2 separate regions of the Homo sapiens genome follow, and region 2 is linked to region 1. The links are chromatin contacts, found by Hi-C or POLR2A ChIA-PET in ENCODE. All regions are on one chromosome and are shown on one strand. The core of a region is the stretch at or near the end of the contact, and the rest is flanking DNA. Distances in the headings are between cores, read along the strand shown.

What was found. A loop is a pair of places that touch in the nucleus more often than their neighbours do. ChIA-PET counts read pairs that join two places held with the same protein, here RNA polymerase II (POLR2A). Pooled maps may share reads with other maps.
Region 2: a map of B cell shows a loop between it and region 1 (2.4-fold over the local background). The contact joins the enhancer-like site here to the promoter of LINC02422 in region 1. A Hi-C loop is called at or near these places in 7 of 168 maps with a recorded cell type or tissue (B cell, CD4-positive, alpha-beta T cell, CD4-positive, alpha-beta memory T cell and 3 more), 8 of 37 single-sample maps with no recorded cell type and 16 of 50 pooled maps. POLR2A ChIA-PET finds 5 or more read pairs at or near these places in 21 of 52 experiments (A549, B cell, CD4-positive, alpha-beta T cell and 16 more).

The regions. Positions count from the first base shown.
Region 1 is chr12:31,883,500-31,889,409 of GRCh38, forward strand. LINC02422 (long intergenic non-protein coding RNA 2422) reads right to left here and starts at 3,704. Exons shown (of 2, transcript NR_135029.1): 1 at 3,668-3,704.
Region 2 is chr12:31,925,862-31,931,210 of GRCh38, forward strand. No RefSeq gene overlaps it. Among named protein-coding and RNA genes, the nearest start is that of RESF1, 31 kb to the right of the region's middle. Within about 2 kb of position 2,775, at least 3 of the 41 ENCODE cell types and tissues checked have a DNase peak (open chromatin) inside an H3K27ac peak, as active enhancers do; they include CD4-positive, alpha-beta T cell and CD8-positive, alpha-beta T cell, where a contact is called at or near this core.

The DNA of each region.
Region 1 (5,910 bases), core at 2,454-4,953:
TGAGATGGCGTCTCGCTCTGTCACCCAGGCTGTAGTACAGTGGCGCAATCTCAGCTCCCTGCAACCTCTGCCTCCTGGGTTGAAGCGATTCTCCTGCCTCGGCCTCCCGAGTAGCTGGGACTACAGGCTCATGCCACCATGCCCAGCTAATTTTTTGTATTTTTAGTAGAGACAGGGTTTCACCATGTTAGCCCGGATGGTCTCAAATCTCCTCACCTCCTTACCTCAAGATCTGCCCACCTCAGCCTCCCAAAGTGCTGGGATTACAGGCGTGAGCCACCACGCCCGGCCTATGTGTATTTTTTTTTTTTTAACTCATACTGTACATGCTGTTTGGCATCTTGCTTTTCTCACTTAACAATATCTTGCCTATCTTTCCACGTATATAAATCTACCTCGTTCCTTTAATTTGCTGTATAGTATTCCATTGTATGAATCACCAATCAATAAATACCTAGATTGTTTCTGTGCATTTTCCCTTAAAAGCAATGCTTCACTGAGTATCCTTGTGCTGAGGTATTTGCCTGCAGACGCTCACACAGCTAAGAATGAAGGAAAAATTATTATAAATAAAATGGTTGGACCAGGTGAGGTGGCTCACACCTATAATCCCCACACTTTGGGAAGCTGAAACGGGAGGATCACTTGTGGCTAGAAGTTCGAGGCCAGCCTAGGCAGCAAAGTGAGACCTCATCTGTACAAAAAATAAAATTAGGCCGGGCGCAGTGGCTCACGCCTGCAATCCCAGCATTTTGGGAGGCCGAGGTGGGCGGATCATGAGATCAGGAGATCGAGACCGTCCTGGCTAACACAGTGAAACCCCATCTCTACTAAAAACAATACACAAAAATTAGCCGGGCGTGGTGGCGGGCGCCTGTAGTCCCAGCTACTTGGGAGGCTGAGGCAGGAGAATGGTGTGAACCTGGGAGTCGGAGCTTGCAGTAAGCCGAGATCACGCCACTGCACTCCAGTCTGGGTGACAGAGCGAGACTCCGTCTCACAAAAAAAAAACAAAAAAAAAACCCAAAATACAAAATTAGCCGAGTGTGGTGGCACAGGCCTGTAATCCCAACTACTCAGGAGGCTGAGGCAGGAGAATCGTTTGAACCCAGTAGGTGGTGGTTGTGGTGAGCCAAGATGGCGCCATTACACTCCAGCCTGGGCAACAAGAATGAAACAGTGTCCCCCACTCAAAAAAAAAAAAAAAAGATCAGCAACAAGATAAAACCACCAAGGGCTAGAGGGACAAATTGAGGAGCCGGTGTGACCAGAGGCTAGAAGCTGGGTGGGAAGGGCTGTCCTGCCTGGTGGGAGCTGGGTCATATATGAGACAGATGCAGCCGCTGCTGGGAAGACCCCCAGATGCAGAAAGGGGAAAGAAATATGCTGGCTCTCCCATTCAATTATTCACCCTTCAGTCTCCTGCCAGCACTTTCCATTGGCTGATTCTAAATAAAAGCCAGTTAGCAAAGGGGCTTAGGAACTGTAGTTTGCAGGGCTCAGCCTCTGTGGGACAGAGCAGAGCAGAAGGGTAGGGAATGGGTTGGAAAGCAAACAGGAAATGACTGATGTAAAGAATATTGTGTTTTACATTTTGAAATACTATGCAGCCATAAAAAAGAATGAGTTCAATGTCCTTTGCAGGGACATGGATGAAGCTGGAAACCATCATTCTCAGCGAACTAACACAGGAACGGAAAACTAAACACCGCATATTCTCACTCATAAGTGGGAGTTGAACAATGAGAACACAAGAACACAGGGAGGGGAACATCACACCCTGGAGCCTGTCAGGGGGTGGGGGGCAAGGGGAAGGAGAGCATTAGGACAAATACCTAATGCATGCGGGGCTTAAAACCTAGATGACGGGTTGTTGGGTGCAGCAAACCACCATGGCACATGTATACCTATGTAACAAACCTGCACGTTCAGCACATGTATCCCAGAACTTAAAGTATAAAAAAAAAAAATGCCAAATTGCCCACCAATGCAGCTACAAAGATTTATAGTTCCAAGTATGTCTATTTTCCAGCAAATTCCCCAGCACCATGGAGATTTATCCATCTAAGTTAAAATGGTTTTCTGCTATTTTAATTTGCATTTCCTTAATTATGAATGCAGTTGAACATCTTCTCATTTGTTTATATGCCATATTTATTTTGTTTAGTATTTAATGCATGCTATTTAATATTTATTTTTATTTTAACAGTAGGTTTATATCTTTTGCCAATTTTCTTTTTAAAAAAACTTTTTTCCCAAATTCAAACGAGTGTCAGTAGAATGCCAATTTTCCTATTAAGTTGTTGGACTTATTACTTGTAAGAAATATATGTGCCAATCTTAAGTGTTGCAAATATTTTTCCCCAGAATGCTCTTTGCTTTTTAACATTTTAGTCACATGTTTTACTATGCTGTTTTTAATTTTTATGTAGCCAAACATAAATCTTTTTCTTCTTCTATATCCTCTGGATTAAAGATTTTGTCTTTTGCTTAAAAAGGCCTTTTCCTCAAGATTATACAAATATTGGAATGGAGGAATATTTTTAAATTTTCTTCTGTGTTTTCTCTGCTCTAGACAAAGACTAGCCCTTTGGGTCTCTTTATTCTCCCAGGTTAAAAGCTGTTTGGTTTGAGAATATTCTCTTGTACATCCTGCATTCTGTCCTCATTAATCTCCAAAGGAATTTCTTAATTAACGAGAGAAACCCTTTTTCTCTCATCTGAGATATACAATGTAGTTAGCTTGGAAACTCTGACAAGCCTCCTTTTCTATCTCTGAGCATCTCCTCTGCCTTGTCAACTCTTGTACGCTATCAACTAGTCTAAGTTTCTATTCCAGGATGTGGATTGTAATGAAGAAGGCCTTGAATTAAAAGGGACTTGGAGACAATATTGAAATATGACTAGAGGCTCAGTTCTCCAATATATGCAAAAGTTTTCTTCTCTGCAGTAGAGATGGTGCCTACAATGATTTCACAATTCTAGCCGGTACTATGAGGTTCATAAAAACATGGTCCACAAATTCAGGAACCATGTGTGTTTGTGTTTAACTGCTGTATTCCTGGCATTTTGCATGGTACATGGTATGGCAATGATCCTCAAAAAATATTTACTGATTTGAAGATTCTTTAAGTCAGAATGATTTGTATCTTCTCCAGCATATCTGGATCCTAAGGGGTGATGCCAACAAGAGTCCTGGAGAAAAGTGTTTCTGTTATAACGTGGCATGGTTAGGGCCTGAAGTATACATTTGCTTATATTTGCTGTATACCTTTGTGCTTTGCTCTCTTAATGATCCCCCAAAAGCTCCTTTCCCGCCTTCCCCAGGCCACAATGTTGCAGAAAAAAAGTTCAAGAATTGCTAACTTGACTGTGACTTGAAATGATTAAAATGCATGCTTAGAAACCAGTTTCTTAAACCAGTTTCTTAATTCACAAAGACTAGATAAAATCACAGCTGGGAATAGGAAGGAGATAGAAGAACAAGCAGCTTGATTGCAGGGGAAAGTGAAAGGAAATAGAGACTTAAAGGAAGAAGAAAGGAGAAAAAGATCTTCCATCATGAAGGCTGAATGATAGGGGAAATTTTTCACACACCCCTATAAACAAACACAGAATCTGAGGACAATCCACATCCCACCTTTGTAGACATTTAAAGTCACCCTACCTTGATGAGGAGGAACTCAGATGCCTTGAGTTGAAAATGGCCCAACTGTCTGATAGAACTGGTATTTGTGGTTTCTTTTGAATAAAAGAAAGAAACTGAAAGAAAACTGACCCTCCCAGTCTTAAAACTTGAGAAAGTTACATTTGTCTTAATCTGAGTTCCTTCCTCATGAAGCCAACCATCAGGCCTCCCAGATATTATCAAGGAACTGAAACTTACCAGATCACTGCATCTGGACAATGAGGAGCCAGACCCCTCACCCATCATGATTGCCTAAGCAACCACCTGCTTCTTGTTGACCAACTCCTCCCCTTTACCCCTCCCTAATTCTTGTTTTCCCAAAAATGGTTACATTTCTTTTCTGTTATACAAACCCTTAATTTTAATCAGTCAGGGAGATGGATTTGGGACTGATCTAGAACTCATCTCCCATCTCCTCAGCTGCAGCACCCAACTAAAGCCTTCTTCCCTGGCAATACCCATTGTCTCAGTGATCAAGCAGCAGTACCTAGACAGAACCCCTGGCATTTCGGTAACAGGGCGAATAAATGGATGTGCAAGGAAAACCTCTTCATCTTAAATAAAGGGCAGATGAACACTAAGCCTTAGGATGGTGCCAATGAACACATGTTGGGTTGTTTCCACTTTTTGACTATTATGAATAATGCTGTTATGAACATTGTATACAAGTAGAGGAAGGAGTCTAAAGGCCCAGGGAAACAAGAATGATGCATGAATCTGTTATGAACAGCCTGCCCTGCCACTCTGAAAGACAGTCATCCCTGGAAGAGCCTGGAGGACGTCCCCTATACCCAGGCATTACAGATGCAACAGTAAGGAGACTTGAGCATTCTTATAAAACTGTGTTGCAGCTGTTCTTTGCCAGCAGGAGATGGTGGCAAAGGATGTTGCCATGGAATTGAATTTCCTGATCTCAGCTGGAATAAAGGATCCAGGAGTGGTAGAGGCCAGTTGCAATCCTTAGCTTGCAGTGACAAGGTGTCTTAGTCAGTTTGGGTTTAGTCAGTCAGAATACCATAGATGGGTACTTAAACAACGAACATTTATTGCTCAAGTTCTGGAGACTGGAAGTCCTGAGATTAGGGTGCCAGCATGGCTGGTTTGCAGTAAAGGCTTGCCTCCTGGTTCACAGATGGCTGTCTTCTCACATGGCAAAGAGAGTGAGAGCTCTTCTCTTTCTCTTCTCTAAGGACACTAATCCTATAGCAGGAGCTCCACCCTCATGAGCTCATCTATACCTAATTATTTCCCAAAGACCCCACTTCCTAATACCATCCCATTGGCGGTTAGGGTTTCAACTTACGGATTTTGGGGGAACACAAATTGCATAACACAAGGTGAGTACAATTACCAGAGTAACCCACAGGGATGAAGTGTGTACGATCACAGGGTATGAACTTTCGGGATATGTAACATCGTGTAATCAGTCATAAGACTGTAGGAATTAAATACAAGGGCAGCCCAAAGTACTTCTTCACATATCCAGGCAATGATTCTAGGTCTAGTGGGCAGAAACCTAGTTTAAGTCACTGTAGTGGGAATTCACACACTCTTAGCCAGTTTCTCAAACTAAGCTAGTTCAGACTTGGAGCCCGAAAGCACACTGCAATGTGACCACAGGTGTGTTTTGTGGATCTTCAGTAAAACATTCCCCAGAAATAAGTAGGGCCATTTCCCAGTGTGACTATAAACTGGAGACAGGTAAATATTTTTTTTGGTGGAGGGGGGGGCTAATTGATTTTGGCTCTGAACTGATGCTAATCCATGGAGACACAAAATAAAGTAAGATGAAATGAAACAAACGCAACAACAACAAATCCAGCATAGTCCACCACTCAGAGTAGAAGTTTACAGAACCCAGGTGATAGATGGAACCTTGACCAGAGTCAGTTTCCCAGTGTGTCCAATGGCGTGATGGAGCCATTCAGTGGTTACTTCTCTAGTCTCAGAATGAACGGTGGGAAAAGGTATATTTAGCAACTGTTCTTTGATTGATGAAGCGAGGGAGGGCTATTATATTAAGAACATTCAAGTGAAAGCCTCTGAAAATCCTCAGATCACCAAAATAGTGTTCCCAAAGTAACTCTGCAATCTGGGGGAAATTCAGTGGCGACAGTTGTGCAACGGTGAGTGTACGTAATGCCACCGAATGTTACACTTAAAAACGGTTAAAAAAGGCCGGGCACGGTGGCTCACGCCTGTAATCCCAGCACTTTGGGAGG
Region 2 (5,349 bases), core at 1,525-4,024, 41 kb after region 1:
CAAACTCCGCCTCCCGGGTTCATGCCATTCTCCTGCCTCAGCTTCCCGAGTAGCTGGGACTACAGGTGCCTGCCACCACGCCCAGCTAATTTTTTGTATTTTTAGTAGAGACAGGGTTTCATGGTGTTAGCCAGGATGATCTCGATCTCCTGACCTCGAGATCCACCTGCCTCGGCCTCCCAAAGTGCTGGGATTACAGGCGTGAGCCACCGCGCCCAGCCAATTGCTTGATTTTTGATACCATGCCAGATCATTTTCCAAGTCCACTTGCCCGAATGTCACACTCGTAAGAAATGATAAGTATCCATGTGGGATTGGTTCTAGGATCCACCCTCAGTTACCAAAATCCACGGATGCTTAAGTCTCTTATGTAAAATTACATAGTATTTGCATATGACCTACTCACATCCTCCTACACACTTTAAATCATCTCTAGATTACTTATAATACATAATACAATGTAAATGCTATGTAAATAGTTGTAATTCTGTATTGTTTAGGGACTAGTGACAAGAAAAAATAGTCTGTACATGTTCAGTACAGAAGCAATCTTTTTTTTTTTTAAGAGACAGGGTCAGGCGTGTATACAGGCGGCACATGTTAATAAACTGTTTCGGCCAGGCACGGTGGATCATGCCTGTAATCCCAGCACTTTGGGAGGCCGAGGTGGGCAGATCACGGGGTCAGGAGATTAAGACCATCCTGACTAACACGGTGAAACCCCGTCTCTACTAAAAATACAAAAAATTAGCCGGGCGTGGTAGCAGGCGCCTGTAGTCTCAGCTACCGGGAGGCTGAGGCAGGAGAACGGCGTGAACCCGGGAGGCGGAGCTTGCAGTGAGCCGAGATCGCACCACTGCACTCCAGCCTGGGCCACAGTGCGAGACTCCATCTGAAAAAAAAAAAAAAAAAAAAGACGGGGTCTCAGTCTGTTGCCCAGGCTGGAGTGCAGTGGCACAATCATAGCTCACTGCAGCCTCAAACTCCTGGGCTCAAGCAATCCTCCCACCTCAGCCTTCTGAGTAGCTGGAACTCCACACCACTGTGCTAGGCCTCTTTTTTTGTTTTGTTTTTGGTTTTTTTGAGACAGTTTTGCTCTTGTTGCCCAGGCAGGAGTGCAGTAGCACAATCTCGGCTCACTGCAACCTCTGCCTCCCAGGTTCAAGTGATTCTTCTGCCTCAGCCTCCCGAGTAGCTGGGACTACAGGCGAGTGCCACCACGCCCGACTAATTTTTGTATTTTTAGTAGAGACAGGGTTTCACCATATTGGCCAGTCTGGTCTCGAACTCCTGACCTCGTGATCCACCCACCTCGGCCTCCCAAAATGCTGGGATTACAGGCGTGAGCCACTGCACCCCGCCAATTTTTTGTATTTTCAGTAGAGACAGGGTTTCCCCATGTTGGTCAGGCTGGTCTCGAACTCCCGACCTCAGGTGATCTGCCCGCCTCAGCCTCCCGAAGTGCTGGGATCACAGGCATGAGCCACCTCGCCTAGCCTGTTTTTTGTTTTTTTGAGACAGGGTCTTGCTCTGTCACCCAGGCTGGAGTGCAGTTTTGCAGTGGCATGATCCCGGCTCACTGCAGCCTTAACTGCTCAGGCTCAAGCGACCCTCCCACCACAACCTCCCAAGTAGCTGTGTCCCACAGGCACACACCACAGTGCCTGGCTAATTTTTTTATTTTCTGTAGACATGGAGTCTCCCCATGTACTCAGGCTGGTCTCAATCTCCTGGGCTCAAATGATCCTCCCCCATCTTGTTCTCCCAAAGTTCTGGGATCACAGGCGTGAGCCACCGCCCCCAACTACTTTTTTAAAAATATTTTGATCTGCAGTTGGTTGAATCCTCAAATGTAAAACCCACAAATATGAAGAGCCGACAAGAACCAACATCTGACGAAGGTACAGAAAAACTACTGCACTACTGCTCTATAAGATTAGAAATTAATCTGTAAACATTGATACATTGTTAGGATGCTTTTGCCACCTGATAGAGACATTAATTCCAAATGTTCCAGGTCTTTATTGCCCTGAGAAAGTTAAGCAATCTTATAACTAATTTAGCAAATTTGTGTAAGGATTTTGCCTTTCAATATGAATGTATGTTCAAAGACAAAGGTCTGGAAAGATATGCACAAAATAAAATTAAACAGTGGTTATTTCTGGGGAGGAAAGTAGGAAATTGAATTTTTGCAACTTTTTGTACTTTTGTATTTTTCAGAAGTTCTTGTTTTTAAAATGTCAATGTAAAAGCACACACACAATAAATGTCTCCATCAACTCTTTGTCCACGACTAGAGAAATGGTTTAGTAAACTATATTTCTTTTCCTTGGAAACATATTCAATCATTAAAATTATGTTTATAAGGATTACATTATAACATGTAATTAAAGAAAGGGAAAACTATGCACAGAAAAGTTATAGGAGGAAAAACACCAGTGCATTAATTATATTGATAATATTTTATTTTTTTAAGTATTCTTATCTAATGAGAATGTAACATTTTTGTAATAAGGAAAATGTTAGTAAAAACAAAACACAGCATGTTTCAGCATGCCCTGACTCTTCTTTGAGGATATGTGATACAATAGATTGGCCTTTTGTGACTTTTACAAAAGGTTGTAGTTTTTGTTCCCTCCACACTTAAGAATTTTATCTCACATCATGAATATCTGACTTCTGGCTTTTTTTTTTTTTTAAGGTAAGCAAGCTAACATTTAAAACTGTGATTAAATAAGAGTATCTTTCAAGGTTTGGCTAAGGAGAGCTAACATTTCCGTGCTGTGCTGTTAATCAAAGGAACTTCTTCAGCTGGTTTTGTTTTGTTTTGTTTTGAGACGGAGTTTCGCTCTTGTTGCCCAGGCTGGAGTGCGGTGGCAGGATCTCAGCTCACTGCAACCTCTGCCTCCTGGGTTCAGGCGATTCTCCTCCTCCTGGGTTCAGGCGATTCTCCTGCCTCAGCCTCCTGAGTAGCTGGGATTACAGGCATGCACCACCACACCGGGCTAATTTCTGTATTTTTAGTAGAGACGGGGTTTCACCATGTTGGTCAGGCTGGTTCCTTTTTAACTGAAACATGTCAGAGAGGAAAAATTTTCCTCAACCCTCTTATGTTTTGTAACTGAGGGCCTGCAAATTAAACTAATAAAAGACATAGTAACAGGAGAAAAGGCACACCATTTTTATTAATATTTGCATGCAAAAGAGTTCTCAGGAAAGAAGTAGTTAGACTTGCGGTTTTATGTACCTTTTTAACAAAGGAAAGAGGGTTTGAGCTTCAAGGAACTAATTGTGGGGCACTGAGTAGGAAACATGGGGGAATTAATGGAAGATAAGGGCTATTTTAGAAAGATCTGTTTATGCAAATTCATCTTGGTGTTAATTCCCATCTTTGGTAAAAATCACTCTTCTCTCCCTGGTACTGGGTGGGTGGGGAAGCACCTTCCTCAATGGGAAATTTATGCCCTGCTTTTAGGCTCTGTCACCCAGGCTGGAGTGCAGTGACATGATCATGGCTCACAGCAGCTTCGACCTCCAGGGTTCAAGCTATCCTCCCGCCTTAGCCTCTTGTGTAGCTGGGACCACAGGCTAGCACCACCACACTCAGCTAATTAAAAAAAAAAATTTTGGTGGAGATGTTCCCGAACCGAACCAGGCCTGGCTGTATGTTCTCACAGCCCAATAATGAGATGCAGATGGACTGGGAAAGAAGGGAGTTTATTTCTGTAACTGGATACAGGGAGAAGATCAGAGATTATTCGCCAGACCAACTCAAGGTATTACAATTCTTCCCATGCTCATACATGTTTGGACTACATGCCTACGTGCAGTATCACATTTGCCTAAGTTTATCAGTAATTAATTTTGCTTCAACTAGAAGGTCAGAGGCCAAAAATGCCCTCTAAATCTACCTAATCCGTGAGGGTCCTCGTACCAGGGTGATTAAGAAATGTCTCCTAAATTTACTTAAGGAGGATCCTGGCACCAGAGCAATTACTTCTACTTTATCTTACCTACGGTTTGGTCCTAAGAGTTGCTCCAGACCCTCCTCCTTAAAATAAATCGTTTCAAGGACTGTCTATGTTACCTTGACTCGCCCCAGATGTCAACCCGAGACAGATCCTGGTACAAGGAATGTAAGGCTGTCTCCATTATCTTGACGTGCTCCAGGTTTTAGGAGAAGCCTGTGCAAGGCACTTACTGAACATATATTTCATTTCTGGTTCTGACGTCCGAGCATTGATTTTCCCTAGACTTAATTGTTAGCCCAATATTAAGGCAAGCGCTGTGGAAATTCATCTATGTAAATGGAGTGCTATGGAGCCCTGTCTGTGTGACTGTCAGGGAGAACTGGCCTGCCACAGATATGAGGTCTCACTATGTTGCCCAGGTTGGTCTCGAGTTTCTGGGCTCAAGTGATCCTCCTGCCTTGGCCTCCCAAAGTGCTCGGATTACAAACATGAGCCACCGCTCCCAGCCACCTGCATCTCCTGATTCTCAATTACCTTCAGCTCAAAATTTTCCTATGACAATGTGTCATATTTTGGGGTCGCATATTCAGATCCCCTTCAAACAAAGATGAATAAAGTCAAAACACCTATGGGGTAAAAATTCCTCATTCTGAAGGCACCAGGTAAAGATTATGCTCTTTGGAGAGACAAGATAGAAACTGCCATTGCAAAATTATAACTGAGAAAATTATGACAGTAAAGGAGATCTGAGCTAACCAACTCCATCTTGCTTCAAGCTATCCAATTTGACTCCTGGGTGTACGTAGAACTAACTCAGGGAGGAACTCAATTTATAGTTTAACTTTCCCCAAACAAACTTCCTTCCTGCTTGGGGACTAGACTGCCTTTGTAGGACTAAAAAATTCGCCACGAGATCAGAAATTATGGTTTAGGAGTTATGCAGCTGGAGGCTACAAGATTCTGACTGTCCTCAAATTTCTCCTGGGGATAACATTACTATTGTAAAACATAAGATTAGTGCTTGAGACATTTTGCAGACCGTACACTTGATGGATCAGCTGGCACTACCTAGCTTGGTAAACTGGCTCATCTAATCTTGTAGCCCCCGCCCAGGACCTGACTCAAGCAAAAGGACAGCTTTGACTCCCTGTGATTTCATCTCTGACCCAACCAATCAGCACTTGCAACCCACTGGCTTCCCCACCCACCAATTTATCCTTAAAAACTCTGATCACCACGAGGTCAGAAGTTTGAGACCAGCCTGGCCAATGTGGTGAAACTCCATCTCTACTAAAAATACAAAAATCAGCCATGCATGGTGGAGCACACCTGTAGTCCCAGCTACTCAGGAGGCTGAGTCAGAAGAATTGCTTGAACC